Linked DNA regions of Homo sapiens: region 1 is linked to region 2. Evidence: chromatin contacts called from ENCODE Hi-C or POLR2A ChIA-PET data. All regions are on one chromosome and are shown on one strand. The core of a region is the stretch at or near the end of the contact, and the rest is flanking DNA. Distances in the headings are between cores, read along the strand shown. Region 1 holds the start of NISCH (nischarin). Region 2 holds the start of PCBP4 (poly(rC) binding protein 4).

Region 1 (6,777 bases), core at 2,522-5,021, 490 kb before region 2:
CTATGAAAGTTGTTCCTCTTTCAAGGACGGAGTACAGAGCTGTTCTATGACACACTCTCCCATCACAGGAAGGTGTCCACCCTCAACCTTAGCACCCTGGCAGCGCGGACCCTGATGACACGCCCCAAGATGGTGATATTCCACCATCACAGACTAATCCCTTAATTAGTTTTGGGCTATGCACCAACAACTCAACAATAGTCTATCCCAGGTGTCAGCTATTTCTAATCCAGCCTCATCCATCTGGATGGAAACCTAGCTTAAACACCCACAGGCCATTTTTGCTAAACAAAATGCCTTGTGGTGGAGGAAAGCATCTCTGTGGCCACATTTAGTCTAATTTACGGCAAATCTGTCAACTAACATGCTTCTGGCCACAATGCATTCCTAACCAGGGTGACGTTCCTCCATCTTCTAACCTAGGGTCAAACCCCAGCCCACCTCAAAGCTGAGGTCTCCCCTGGTTTGCTGCCTCAAGTTTGGCAGTTGTGGGTTTGCAGGCACAGGTGAAAACCCGATGAGGAACTTACATAGAAGTGAAAATGCAAGAAGTGGGCCAGTACTCTGGGGGTCACGCCAGGGAAGGCAGCCAGGAGCTTCTGGAGGTAGACCTCCAGATCCTTCTCCCTCTTCTCCACCAAGCTTCTTGAGTTTTTCCCAATTATCTTTTTGGGCGGAAGCAGATTTTTATCAATCTTTCTCTCTGCAACGAGCTGTAAAAAAACATAAGCACATCAACCACAGACTAAGAGGCTCTGTGCCTATGTAAGACCAAGGCAAGAAGCTTGAGGGCAGGCGCTTGTCAGCACTTGCACAGCCCCTCCCTGCAGTAGTACCAAAATCAGTGACCAAACTAGTGCACCTGGGATTTGGCCTCTTTAAATCCAATTAGCATTAGAAATACCAATACAATTCTAGACAAGGAATTCCATCTGGAGACTTTAGAGACATTCAGAAAAGTAACACCTTTTGCCCCTAAAATTGCCATCTTTTCCAAGCCAGAGTAAAAACCAATCAGGGCAGCGGTGTGTCTTTAAAACAGTTATGCTGCAAATGACCCAGAGAAAGACAGCATCTCCAAAAGCAAAAAAAAGAGATGGAATCACAGCCAGATATTAAAGTAAGGCTTTGGAATAGCTATCGCTAGATCAAACAAGTTCAAACCTGTCCCCTTCCCAGGAAACTGTCTGAGCATCTCATACCCAAGCTAGGACTGGAAATATTAAAACTGAAATTCAAATATGCTCCTTGCAGAGTGGCTCATGCTAGAGCTGAAGGCTAGCATTTACATGCTATATTAATGAACGCAGTTATATTAACAAAGTGGTTTATTAAAGAACTATAGAGATGGAACCTGTTTTGCCCTAAAACTAATATGTGGCACAATGGAAAGTTGGCCTACGGGTCCCCCAGCCCTGAGATACGTGCTCCCAGCTCTTAACAGTTACCTTTTCATGCAGGTCATGGAAGTCGCTGTAGCGGTGCTTTACTGTCCACTCATGGCTGCCATCAGTGACCTGGATGATGTAAACCTAAAAGGGGAAACCAACAGCCCTTGTGGCAAGGGAGCCCAGCAACAAGGAGTCTCCTCCCCCAGCAGCAAAAGCTGCAATTATCTTTCCCAATTATCTTTTATCAGTCTTTCTCTCTGCAACTCAGACCCACCCCAAGGCCAAAGTCAGGCTGCCCTTGCCCACCAGCCTCTGCACCTGACCCTTGCTGACCAGCAGGGCCCCTCTCAGCTTCCTCCATGGCCCAAGCACTAGGGCTGGGAGGCACATGAGACAAGCATGTGGCTCCATCCATCAGTAAGGAATGAAAAAGGTGATTACCACAAGTCACCTCTTTAGTTTTTTACCTCCTGCCTCTAGGTAACTCAAAACCCAACCGGAGCTGCAGGCAAGGCCATTTCTTCCAAGGGAGGCAGAGCAGGGCCAGTTCTAGCCTGAGCATCTTCTCTGTTGTACTTCTTTCCAGGTGCCCTGACTACCTCCTGGAAGCAAGTCATTTTCCAACCCTTTCAACTGGTTCATGGCTGTGATTTCTGCTGCTGAGCCAGGAATCAAGGCACAAGCAGCTGATGTGGGGAGGGAGTGGTAGCAACTAAGCTCTATCAGGAGGCAATATGGCCTAGAGGTTAAGGAAGGCCTGGGTTAAAAACCTGGTTCTGCCATTTCCTGGCTGCAGCTTATGTGTCACTTATATAAGTAACTTGGAGCCTAAGTTCTCTCTGAGCCTTAGTTCCTCCATCTTAGAATCAAGGACCAAGTAAGGCAATGCATGTAAAATGCTTTGTACATGGGCCTGACCCATGGCAAGTGTTCAAAAGGTAGGTGTGTTAATAATGTCCAACTCGGCACACCCGGAGACAGAGGATGGTAGGGTCCAAACTAGATCACCACCTCCCCCGACATACATGCAGAGGAGGGGCGCAGTCCAGAATAGGGTGAGCTTTTTGAAGATGGCCCTCTGGCTGAATGTGCCCATAGCTGATGGCCAGTCAGCCATCAGCTTAGAGACCTCACCCGCCTCCTGCACCTAGTTTCCCCCTCCTCTCTGCAGCATGGAGCTGAAGCCTCCTCCAGCCCTGAGGAGCAGCCATTTCTCCAGGCTGGCCTGTTGCTTCAAGATCCACCCCTCTCCTCTTCCCATCCTGCCTGATTCCTTCCCCTTGCCTTCAGGAAAGGAGAAAAGAGCCAGAAGAATGGCCCTCAGAGCGGAAGGTTAGGATGAGGGCCAGGGAGGGGAGGTGCAGGCAGGCCCAAGGCCCCCACCCACTCCCTACCCTGCGGGAACAAAGGGGAGGAGGCAGGGAGGTGCTCTATGCCTAGTCCAGGGCCGGTTTTTGCCAGGCAGCCCACCAGGCTCACAGGCCTGGCATCCAACCCCGTCAAAGTCGGGAACTACCCGCTATTTGTCCTCTGTCTCCCCCATAGCTTAGAAGTGTGTGTGGGCAGCTTGTTGCCCCATCTCGCTCCCACAGCCCAAAGTCACGAAGATTCCTAAGGCTTATAGGGCCTGCGCTTTAGCACTGAGACCACCCCCATTTCTCCATAGATGGGCTCCACCCCTCCTCCGGTCTTGTCTCCGCCCGACCCCCAAGGCATCTGCTCCCCAGGTCTCTCCTGCACTTCTCAGAGAAAATCTCAACCACCACCTCAGGCTCCCCAGATCAGGGTCCTGACGCCTTCTCTTTCTTCAAGGCCTGCGAAGCCTGACCCTTTTCCCTGATTCCATCCATCAGAGACCCTCTCCCCATCGCCTTCCTCCTGGACCCCTGTAACGGTCTTCCAGGCCGGGGCCCCTCCAGTCCTAGAGGATCTAGAGGGGTTCCGCCTCATCTAGACACCCCCCTCCCCAAGCCCCCTTTATCCCCAGATGCCGCCCCCAACCCGAGCCTCCCTTTCTGATCGCGTACCCTTTTCCAAACCGCCTCCCCGGGCCCCGAGCAACCCTTCTCCCGGACCTGCGGGGCCCAGATCCCTTTCCTAGATCCCCCGTCCCAGCCCCCTCCTCGCAATCGCAGACCCTTCTACCCGCTCCTCGGGGCTGCAGATCCCGGACCCCTCCCCAAGCCCCCGAGTCGGACTCCCGGTTCCAGCCACCACCCCCGCTTCGGGTGCCCGCGCCCCCAACACACCGTATAAGTGTCCACAAGCTCCGAGCCCACGACGCGCGCTTCCTTGGCCGGCTCGGCTTCCCGCTCGGGCCCGAAGGTGCGCGCGGTCGCCATGTTCGGGTCTCCGCCGCCACCGCCGCCCGGCGCAGACTAGCAGCAGCAGGGGGCGGGGTCAACGTCCCACCGCCCCCCGGCCCCCGCCGCCCGTCGCCCCCGCCGCGCGCTGCGCCGCCATCTTGGCCCCGCCTTCTTCCTGCGCCCTCGCCCCGCCCCCGCGCGTGACTGACAGGGGCCACTCAGGGCGCGCGTGCGAGGTGCTCGCTTGCGTAATCTACCTGCGTGGCGCCGCCGGCGGTACCCTGCACAGCCTGCTAGAAACTGAGACCCCGGGTGGTGACAGCTCTGGGCATCGCCCCTGGGTCCTCGGGAAGAGGGGACAGAAGGTCCCGAGTCTCCCAGGCCACACGAAGCAAGTCACTGCTCTTCCTGGCCTCAGTTTACTCCTCCTGATAAAGGAGGCCATAATAGTGCCTCACCTGGCTGTTGGGCTCTTTCTCTTTAGGGCAAGGCAGGTTGGAGGGGAAAATAGGACCTGTGCTTACCGCCGGAGCAGGGCGAGAGTGATTCTGGGCCAGTTCTGAACCTCTCTGAGATTCGGAGATCTCTTGTCAGTGGGGCTTCTGGACAACTGAGTGGGTTGATTGATGCGCGGCCCAGCACGCAGTAGTGCTCGAGGCAGGGAGCGTGTTTATCAAGAGGGATAAACTTGATACGAACTCTGTACGAAGGAAGGTGTAGGTGGATGGAGGGGTGTGTGCTGCCACTGAGCACAAGAACCCCACGGGGTGGCCTGCCAAAGTTCAAAACGAGGGAGACAGGTTGATCTGGACCCAGGAACTACAGTGCTGAATCCTAAACCGGGGAAAGATGAGACCTAGAAGAGGGAGGTGGTAACCTAATTGGAGGGTGAGGAGGGAAAGAGCCTGCCACAGATGGGGCATCTATAGGGGTGCTGTTGAATAACTGAGAGCAGCTGACTTAAGCCCGAAGTGGGTACTTCTCCCTGGGCAGATGGGAGGTCTGGGACAGGCTCCTCTGGCAGAAGGGCTCCTGGCCACCCTGTCCTAAGGTGGGTCAGTCACTTCCTCCTTCACCAGTTCCACAGCATCTTACTATGAGCTTGGCATTCGAGGCTTCTCTTGGCAGGGCCCTGCACTCCTAGCCTCTCCTTGCACATTGCACCCCCATTCCAGAGAGGTTTAGTTAAAGGCGGGGGTTACCAAGTCAGTCAGATCTTGGGCAAGTCACCACTCCTCCAGAGCCTCAGTTTCCTTATCTGGAAAGTGGAGGTCATGGCAACCCGCCAACCTGGTTGGATGGGAGCCTGAGCTGTTGTGTTGCACCTTGCCTGGGGCCCACGACTTTGTAGCTCCTGTCCTGCACTGGGCTTATGTTTTCATTCATTCCAGAAACCTTTTCAGAGAGTCCCTTTGGGGAGTGTGGGGGACAGGAGGGAAAGAAACCTGGTCCTTGTAGCCGTTCGTCTGCTCCCTGCCCTGGGCAGAGGACGTGGGGACTCAGGCCAGCCTGAGATCACTGGGACCAGAGGAGGGGCTGGAGGATACTACACGCAGGGGTGGGCTGGGCTGGGCTGGGCTGGGCCAGGAATGCAGCGGGGCAGGGCTATTTAAGTCAAGGGCCGGCTGGCAACCCCAGCAAGCTGTCCTGTGAGCCGCCAGCATGGATGACATCTACAAGGCTGCGGTGAGGGACAGGGCTGGGTAGGGCTGGGGTGGGCAGGCCCACTGGGGGCTCACTCAGCTGAGAGTGCGGGGTTAGTAGCCCCAGGGAAGTGGTGGGGACCAAGGAGAAGGCCTACGTGCCTTCAACCCAGGCCCTCACAGGGACAGTGATTCTGGTGTTTGAGGATGCAGAAGGGGTAGGGGGTTCCGGGTCTGAAGGGTGGTGGAGGAGGTTGCAGCTTTCAGCATCGTGTCTCACTCTCTGTTTCCAAGTGTCTGTGGTCTGTGGCACTGTCGCTCAGCCACATGTCTCTGCATTTGTCTCTGGACGTTTTTGCCTTTCTCTTTTCATCTCTTCCTCCTGAGCTGTCTGAGTCCCCATTACTGTCTCCCTGTCCCCAACCCCCATTTCTGCCCCTCACATTCTGCTTCTCACATGCTCAAAATCTGCCACCCCACTCCAGCCCCTTGGCGGGCCGAAGATGCTTTGGAGGGTGGAGGGTGTGAGAGGAGGGGTCTGTAGAGCCTGAGTCCTGGGCTGGAGATGGGGCTTTGAAGTTTGAGGCAGGGAAGTTCTGGACATGAGGGAGAACCAAGGAAGAAGGAACAGAGAACTGGGGCCCCAGCTCCCATCATGCCTGGCAGGCTCAGGGCTCAGTGGCTTAGCTAGGGGTGAGAGCGAGGGAATGAGGGCTGGAGAGTGGTCACCCCAAGCCCCTGCAACCTCCTGGGTCACTGAGGGTCTTCAGATGCTATTCTATCCTGGGTGGTGGTGACCTCCCCCAACCCCAGAGCAAGGACATCCTGGCATGGCCAGCTGTCCCCAGGGGAACCCCTCCCTCAGCCTCCCTCACTCCTGGGCAGGGAAGTGCTATAGCCAGCTCTGGGGGCACGCCTGCTTATCCTGTGGGAGTCCATGGAGCCGGGGTTGGGACAGCCCTCCACCCAGTGCCCATACAAGGCCTGGCGGAGTTGGGGACTAATTTTGGCTTCTGAGGCGGCACTAGCAGGCCAGGGGGCCAGATAACGCTGCCCCACCCCCTGCATGCCAAAGTCCCCAGAACAATCACCAGGTTTAACTTTGTTCCTCGTTAAAAATAGCCCAGTGGCCACCCTGGTCAGGTTACCGTGGGTGGCTTGCCTGCCTCCACACTGGTTTTATTATCCCAACTTGAGGGACAGCTGTCCTTCGGGCCACCCAGCTTGAGTTTCATCAGGGGCCGAAAGGGCATTGAGTGGTCACTGACTATTGTTACTGAGGGTCACCTTGGTCCTGAAGGGGGTGCCCACCTGTCACCCTGGCCCTGAGCCCAGTCGCAGTGAGGCCAGCTGGGTCACGTCAGGGCTTTGGGGGCAGGGAGGGAGGACTGAGACCTCCACTCTGTGGCCTGGAAATAGCCTGCCTCCTCCAGCTCC
Region 2 (7,367 bases), core at 698-3,197:
GCTGCCTGCCTGCTCTGAGCTCTCTCTTGCACGCTCTCTCTTCTCTCCCAGGCTCTGGCTCATGCACATGCAACAGGTGCGTCTGTCTATATGTCTGGGTTCTTGTCTTTTGTGGTCTGTTTGTCTTTTCTACCTCTTTCTCTTGCAGTGATAGACTGAGGGGGTAAAATCAAGAGAAAAAACTCTCAGGAATCAAGGAACATAATCCTGTGGAGGGTAATCCATTACATGAGCTTCTCCTGTTCTTCCACTTTCCTGCCTGGCTTTCACTCCTTCCCCTGCTCTGCCCAGCCTTTCCCTCCCACCCACTCCTCCTTCTGCAAATGCCCTGAAGGCCAGCCCTTACCCCAACACCCACTTCCCCACCTCCTTAGGCCCCAGATACATACATGCCCACATGCACGCTTACATGTTTAGAGCCATCCTTGTTTCCAAATATGACCCTTCGCTTGAGGGCAACTGCATAGGTACATCTAACTCTGGACTGGCATGCACATTGTCATGTGCAGCTTTGCATATACACACATGCATACATGAGCCTCCACACAAGCACTTGCACACATGTGGACTCCTAACCATGCTAACCTCACTGGCTGGGAAGGTGGGGACCCCATGGGCCAGCCCTTGCAGGAGGCCCTTTTGCAAGGCTTAGGGTGTGGCCAGCCCTGAAAGCTACTTGGACACAGGTTTCAGCTGGCCCCAGCCCAGAAGTGACCCCCAGAAAGGGAGGGCCACCGCTTTGCCCCCTGCTTTTACCCTTCCTTCTGGGTGCTCTACACCTCAGGTTACCAGGCCTGAGGCATCTCAGCCAAGCTTGTTTCCTGCTCTGAGGCTTGTGGGGTGGGAGCCAGAGTGGAGGTCGGTGAAATAAAGTGATGCAATTAGACCCCACCGGCTCCTGCTTCTAAAGAGCGCCGCCCCTCCCCCACCCCTGGGACCAACACTGTGGGCCCCTCCCCCACCCCGGCGGGACCAGATGGTCCCCCTGCCCTTTGTCCACCAGGCCAGATGGAGAGGAAGGGAGATTGGATTCCCCTCCCCACCCACACATACCCAGGTGCCAAGAGACTCAGCTGTGGGGGGAGGTGGAGGTCAGTGGGACCAGGCTGAGCCGATTATGGAGGAGTGGGGGGGAAGGAATAGTTGCTTCCCCGAGGGCGGGGGGTGCCCAGCGGACTTGAGAACAGTTCATCACCCCCACTAGTATCCCTTCCCCAGTAAAAGACTCAACGGAGCCCGTTCCTTGCGACCCTATCCCCAAAAGGAATTCCGGGGGTAGATTTGGGGTTATCACAGGATCGGGTGCACAGGGCCACACGGCTCTCAGGCCCCTCCTCCAGCCTGTCCTGCGCGGACGAGGGCCGGGCCATGCAGCTGTGGGTGGCCGAGGAGAGCGGGTCTTGGTGGGCGCAAGCCCGAGCGGAGGATGGCGCGCAGCGAGCAGAGCCGGGAGCTAGGCGGGGCGCAGGGTCCCAGCCGGAGCTCGGAGGGACGCGGGCCGGGAGCGAGGCGGAGCCGGGGCTGGCGGGGCCAAGGCGGGGATGGGGGTGCAGGGGGCTCGGCAGAGGCGCCGGGCGGGCGGCCCGGGCCGGAAGGACTGGCCTGGCGGGAGCGGAGGGGCTTGGAGCCGGGCGCAGCGCGGGCGGTGCGGGGAAGGCCGTGGCTGGGGACCGGGCTTCAGGCCGGACGCCCCTACCCCCAACCCGTGGGGCTCTGGGAGTGGCAGGGGAAGGGTCGCCCGAGCCCTCCAGGAAGCGGCCGCCGCTCGGGGCGCACCGCGGCGCGCGGGGCGGGGCGGGCGGCTGCGGCACTGGGGCGGCTGGGGCGGGCCCGCCGCTCTGTAATCGGATCCGGGGAGGGGGCGGGGAGGGGCCGGGCCGGGCGGGCCGGGGGGTGGGGGGGGGGCGCGGAGCCGGGCTCCGGGCCGGCCGGGCTCCGCGCCTGTCAAACCCCTCATTGTTCGCAGCTGATGTCACTCGCAGTTGTGAGCGGCCGCCTCTCCCGGGGACAATGTGGGACTGAGCGGCCCAGCCGCCGTGCCGCCGCCGCCGCCGCCGCAGGACAGCCCCAGCGAGGTAGGGCGCGGGCCGGGCGGGGCACGGCGGGCCGCGAAGTTTGGGGGTTCGCCCGGGGGCAGGGAGCCCGCGCCCAGATCCCTCGGTTGGGGTCGCAGGTTTGTGAGACTGCGAGGAACACGTTCTCTGTCCCACACCGCTGAGGCCTGCACAGGTGGGAGGCGCTGGTCTGCCAGAGGCGCCCTTGGCACCAGGGAGGGGCTTCCTGGACCTTAGATCCCAGATTTGAGGCCCCCATCCCACTCGCTGTTTCTGTCCTTTGCGCCTGCTCCTCTCTCTGACTCCTGCCCTGGGTTCTGGTTCTGCTCCATCTCTGCCCTCACTTGCCACTCCCCTGTAGCTCCTGGCTGGGCACACACTCCTTCCCATCCTCCGCAGTCGTTGGGGGAGCCAGATACAGACCTCCAGGCCAGGGGTGTATGGAGATGACAGCTGGGGGCTCAGAGTGGTCCCTCTTGCCCCATAGCTCTTCAGCCCTTCAGCTCTGACCTAGCTTCTTGGCTGGGGTCCTGGGGGGTGGGGGTGGGAGGCTCTGCTACTCACTTCAGCCTGGCCCTCATGCCTGCCTGGCCAGGAGAGGGAGGTGCCCGCCTCCTCTCTCCCCTATCCCTGGCCCGCCATCTTGAGACCTGTGGCACCCAGTGCCCCACCCGGCCCCAGCACCCAGGGGAGTGGTCTCCAAGGTGATGATGCACCCAGGGCCAGTTGCATTCCTTTCTCCCCACCAAGCCCAGGATGCTCATGTTCGTGCTGAACCAGCAGGACATGTGTCCCCAGGGGCTTGCCTTCCGCCACAAAGGCTCTTACAATCCATGAACTCCCTAGGAGCTGAGCTCCTGCCCTCCCTGTTCCCTGGGTCACCCTCATTGCCTCAGGACCAGTACCTGGGACCCTATTCTTTCCCCATCTGAAAAAATCCCCTGGTCTTCCCAGGTCCTGGAGCCCCCTCAACCTCCAGGGCACCCCCATCCCAGCCCCCACCCCCTAGCCTTCATCAGCATGCAGGCTCAGGCTGCCCAAACACAAGGGGATTGTTCTTCTTGCATGCTCAGGGTGGGGGGCTGGGAGCAGGCAGCCCACACACCCTGGCAGGCCCAGGCCACGAGGAGGCTGGCTTGCCCCACCCTGTGTCCCCAGACAGGCTGTCCACCCTCCCTACTCCCATCACTGCTGCCCCTCCAGCCTCCATCACCATTGCCCAGTGGCGCTGACATCTTGAGGAAAGAGCTCTGAGCTGCACAGGTAGACCCCTGGGTTCTCCAGCTCTGCCAGTTGTCTCCCATGTAGCCTTACAAACATTTCCCTTCCTCTCTGGGCCGCGAGCCCCTCTTGTGATTGGTAAGACCTTTCCAGCTGTGACAGGCTGAGCCCAACTCGACTCTGTGAAACGTACCCCACCCCCCAGCCCTTCTTCCAGTCCCCCTCTTCCATGAGGAGACCCACTCTGCTCCCACCCTCTGAAAACCTAAAGCACAGCCCAAATCCCCCACCCCAGCAGCATACCTAGGGAGCTCCTAGTCCTGGTAAAACGGCAGGAGTAGGGCTGGGGATGCTGAGAAAGGAACCAGGAATCCTGTCCAGGCAGGTCCTACCTCTGCCCATGTGGCTGGCCCTCATGTCTGGGTCTTCTCACTCTACTCTCATTACTCCTCCGGGACCCTCAGCCCCATCTTTGGTTCCAAATGTCCCCAGGCCCCATGAACCTTAACTCTTCTCCCTGCACACTGACCCTGGTCTTGTCTCAAATTTCCTCTTTCTGGAGCTCTGTGTATAGTGGAAAGACAGGCTCAGAAATGCCCAGCGGGGACTTCTTTGAGTTGCAGCAACATCTTTGAGGGGCACAGAGGCCTGAGTGATCACATCTGACTTGGAAGCCTGCGGAGGGCTTCACAGAGGAGGTGGCGTTTGAGAAGGATTTTGACAGAGAGTGGGGAGGATGGGCGTTTTGAGCTGAGGTAAGCCTGGAGAAAGGCCCGAAGGGCTGGAGGTGCTAAGTGTGTTCTGCAGCCTGGCATGTGTGAAGGATGGGGTGGAGATGAGACAAGAGAGACAGGGGCTGGATCATGAAGGTCCTTGATGGCCTGTCTGTGGAGTTCAGGCTTTATTCTTTGGGGACTGGGCAGCCATGGGTGGCTGTTGAGCAGCAGAGTAAGCATACAGTTTTCAGCATGGAGATTGGAAGCTAGAGGCCTTTCTCAATGTAGATGAGAGAGTGAGGGGATGGGTACCATGAGGCTGTGGCCTTTCTCCTGGAGCCCAGCCTGGGCCCGGGCTTGACTTGGTTTCCCTTGGTTCCGAAGACTCCTGGGGGCTGCCTAATGATGGTGTATGGAAGCTGTAGCATTTCTGGCACCTGCCAACTTGTCAGAGCTGCCTTTCCCTTCCTGGCACTTTGTCTATGTGGCAGATCTGAATCAAGAAGCCAGAGGCTGGAACTTGTGGACCCCAGGATGCTCACCTGAGGCTTCCCACTCCCCTCCTCCTCTCCCAACTGTAGATGATTGGCTATCCCGGGAGGCTGGGAGGCCAAGAGGCTGGGCACATGTGTCCAAGATGCTGGGGCAGTTCTTATGAAGGCCTGGCTAGTTAGGAGAGTGAGCATCTCCAGAGAAGGGATTGGGCAGGAGAGTTAGGAGCCCTCGATGCAGACGTGCTGTGGCCCAGGGTCCACCCCCACCACACCCTGCCTCCCTGGATGCTCCGAGCCATTCCCCAGCATCACTGGGTGTGGCTAGCATGGCTGCTTTGGGAGTGGGAATAGGAGAAGGGGGCTGCTAGGTGGGGAGCTGGGGGTGCTGAGAGGATGTGGGGGGATGTGAGATGGAGAGTGAAGCCCAGGTGGGTCCACAGGCCCTAGCTGGTCCAGACATTCTGGCCAGCAGAGCGGAGGGAATCCCCCAAGGGGCGGGCCAGTCTACTTGAATCGCCTGGCCCCAGGAGCCCTCCCCTCCCCCGGATTGTTCTTGCTCCAGAACAAAGGCAGGGTGGACACTTGATCCCTGCATGTGGGGTGAGCTGGCTAAGCCCCCAGCCCTTTGATTGGGCAGCTGTCATGGGAGAGAGACAGCTGGGGGGGAGGGGCAGGAAGGGGGCAGCCACCATCGCTTACACAGCTGTCACCCCCCCGCCTCCTCCAGCCTGAGTGGCAGAAAGCCAGGGACAGGAGGAGTGGGCACTGGGGCTGGGGAGGGGGCCTGGGAGTCAGGAGGGAATGCCCGAGGTCAGAGGCCTGGTGTGAGCTTGGTATGCCCTGCCAGGGAGCCCTGCTGACCAGAGGGGGCTGGGCACCCGCGGAGGTGAGCTGGAGGTCACTGTGGCATGTTGTGTGGCTGCCACGTGGGTGGCCCGGCAAAGACCCAGGGCCCACCCGGCTGGAGCAGCAAATGACTCCCTAGAGCCCCACTGAGGGCAGGGGGAGCCAGTGATGCCTCATGGGGCTGCTCGTTCCTTGGGCCCTAGGAGAATAATTTGGAAGACATGGGTCAGAACCCCTTGTTCTTGCCTAAAGATGGGAAAGACCTTGAGAGTCTCTCAGACCAGGAAGGGCGCAGATAGACCAGCAACTCTCTCCCTACCCCCAGCCCCTAAACACAATACAGGTGGGTTTAGGTCAGGTGAAGACCTGGCCAAAGTTACCCACTGGACTTGGGGCGGTGGGTCTCTGCTGGAGACCCAGGCATCTTTTCATGGCAGAAGCTCTAGTTCTGGCCATGTTCCAGCCCTCCTGCCCCATTTTTCCTGGAGCCACAAGAGGTCATGTGGAGATGGTTTGGGGACAATGTCAGGTCTCCCACTGGTTACCATCCCAAGGGGGTCCTTGAACCCCAGAAAATTTTGGAACTTAAGACCGAGGCTCTGGACAAGTTGTCAGTCCTTTCCAAATAGGATCCCTGTCTTCTAGCTAGGCAAAGGTCTCAGAGACGACTGAAGCCCAATCCCCACTTTCGAAGGAGCCCGCCCTCCAGGAAGAGGACTAACAGATCCAGACAGGAGCAGCCTGAAAGGGGAGGCAGATGGGGCTTTGGATAGCCTCACACTAGCAATGCTAGTCCCACTGTGTCCCACCTCTCTGTGACCTTGGGCAGGTTACTGATCCTCTCCAGGCATCAGGTTCTCCTGTGTAGTGAATTCATCTGCTCAGCTAACCAGTATGTTAGCTGAGTTCCAGCTGAGCTCAGTATGTTCTGAGCACCTTCTCTGGCCTGGCTCTGAACTGAGCCCTGGGGACATAAGGAGAAGGCAGCAGCCTTGGCTCCTGCTCCAAGGGGCTCCTGGGCTTGGCTGTCCAGAGAAGCAGAAACCAAGCACGTCATCACAAGTGCTTTGATGGGGGAAGTGCAGGCAGCTGGGGGAATGTCTAGCAAGGGCAGCCAGCATGAGGCTGGCCAGGATGCTCGGAGAGCACAGTCCCTGCATCCACTGCTCATCTCCAGCCTCTGGAGTCCCTGTGGCAGAACTCAAATGGAAGGAGGAGCAGCTGCACCCAGGGGAGCAGGGTGTCACCTCCGTTGGATAGGTGAGGAAACAAAGACCTTATGCCATACGGTGGCTTGCTGGGACTTCTGAGAAGGAGCCAGGCTGGGAGCCCCTTTCACCTTCCGTGCTCAAGCTCTGTCTAGCAAGGGGAGTTCAGAAGAGGGCGTTGGACAGAACTCCATGCCCTTTCCTGTCATGTTGGGATGGGGCAGGGGGCTGAGGAGGAAGGCGCCCAGAGACTTCTGGAGTGTTCCAAGCTCAGCACACTCATCCTTCATCCCCACACCCTCCTGGGCATGAGGAATTTGCAGTGTTAGGGCTTGGTCTTGGCCCAGACTTAGCACCAGTTGGTCCCACTCCCTGTTTTCCCCATAGGGTTCTGGTCCCCCAGTGAGCTCCCCATCAAGGCTGAGCCTTGGCAGGAGACAGACGCCTAAGGAGAGGGATTTCCAAGCAGGATTAAGGTTGAGGATTAAGTCGGGGCATGAAAAAGGGTCGGGTGGGGAGGGCTGGCCACTGAGCTAATCCCAGCAGCTAATCTCAGGCTCCACCTTCCTCCATCAGTTAATGGCCTTGACATTCCCGCAGCCCACCAAATCCTTTTCTTACCCATCACGCAGTCCCAGGGAGAGGTATTCCCTCCATTTTATAAGTGAGGAAATTGAGACTCAGAGCCCAAGTGACTTGTTTCTGGTACAGTAGAAAGTGTTCCAGGCTGGGAATGTGGCCAGCCTGGACACTTCTTACCTCCTGTTCCCAAGGCCATTTCCAGCACATAGAAGAGAGATTGGAAACCAACGTGCAGAACTGCCAGTC

Evidence for each region. A loop is a pair of places that touch in the nucleus more often than their neighbours do. ChIA-PET counts read pairs that join two places held with the same protein, here RNA polymerase II (POLR2A). Pooled maps may share reads with other maps.
Region 1: a pooled map shows a loop between it and region 2 (3-fold over the local background). The contact joins the promoter of NISCH here to the promoter of PCBP4 in region 2. A Hi-C loop is called at or near these places in 6 of 50 pooled maps. POLR2A ChIA-PET finds 5 or more read pairs at or near these places in 4 of 52 experiments (activated CD4-positive, alpha-beta T cell, activated naive CD4-positive, alpha-beta T cell and naive thymus-derived CD4-positive, alpha-beta T cell).

What each region holds. Positions count from the first base shown.
Region 1 is chr3:52,452,598-52,459,374 of GRCh38, reverse strand. It overlaps NISCH (nischarin), which reads right to left and starts at 3,771. Exons shown (of 21, transcript NM_007184.4): 1 at 3,641-3,771; 2 at 1,449-1,532; 3 at 531-713. The coding sequence starts at 3,733. It overlaps TNNC1 (troponin C1, slow skeletal and cardiac type), which reads left to right and starts at 5,334. Exons shown (of 6, transcript NM_003280.3): 1 at 5,334-5,383. The coding sequence starts at 5,360. RefSeq lists enhancers at 2,117-2,792, 6,472-6,777 and a silencer at 3,617-3,846.
Region 2 is chr3:51,962,034-51,969,400 of GRCh38, reverse strand. PCBP4 (poly(rC) binding protein 4) reads left to right here and starts at 1,947. Exons shown (of 14, transcript NM_001174100.2): 1 at 1,947-2,075; 2 at 7,313-7,367. It overlaps ABHD14B (abhydrolase domain containing 14B), which reads left to right. Exons shown (of 4, transcript NM_001146314.2): 4 at 1-886. RefSeq lists enhancers at 291-852, 853-1,416, 2,543-3,104, 3,105-3,668 and silencers at 1,378-1,457, 1,488-1,767, 1,778-1,887, 1,988-2,257.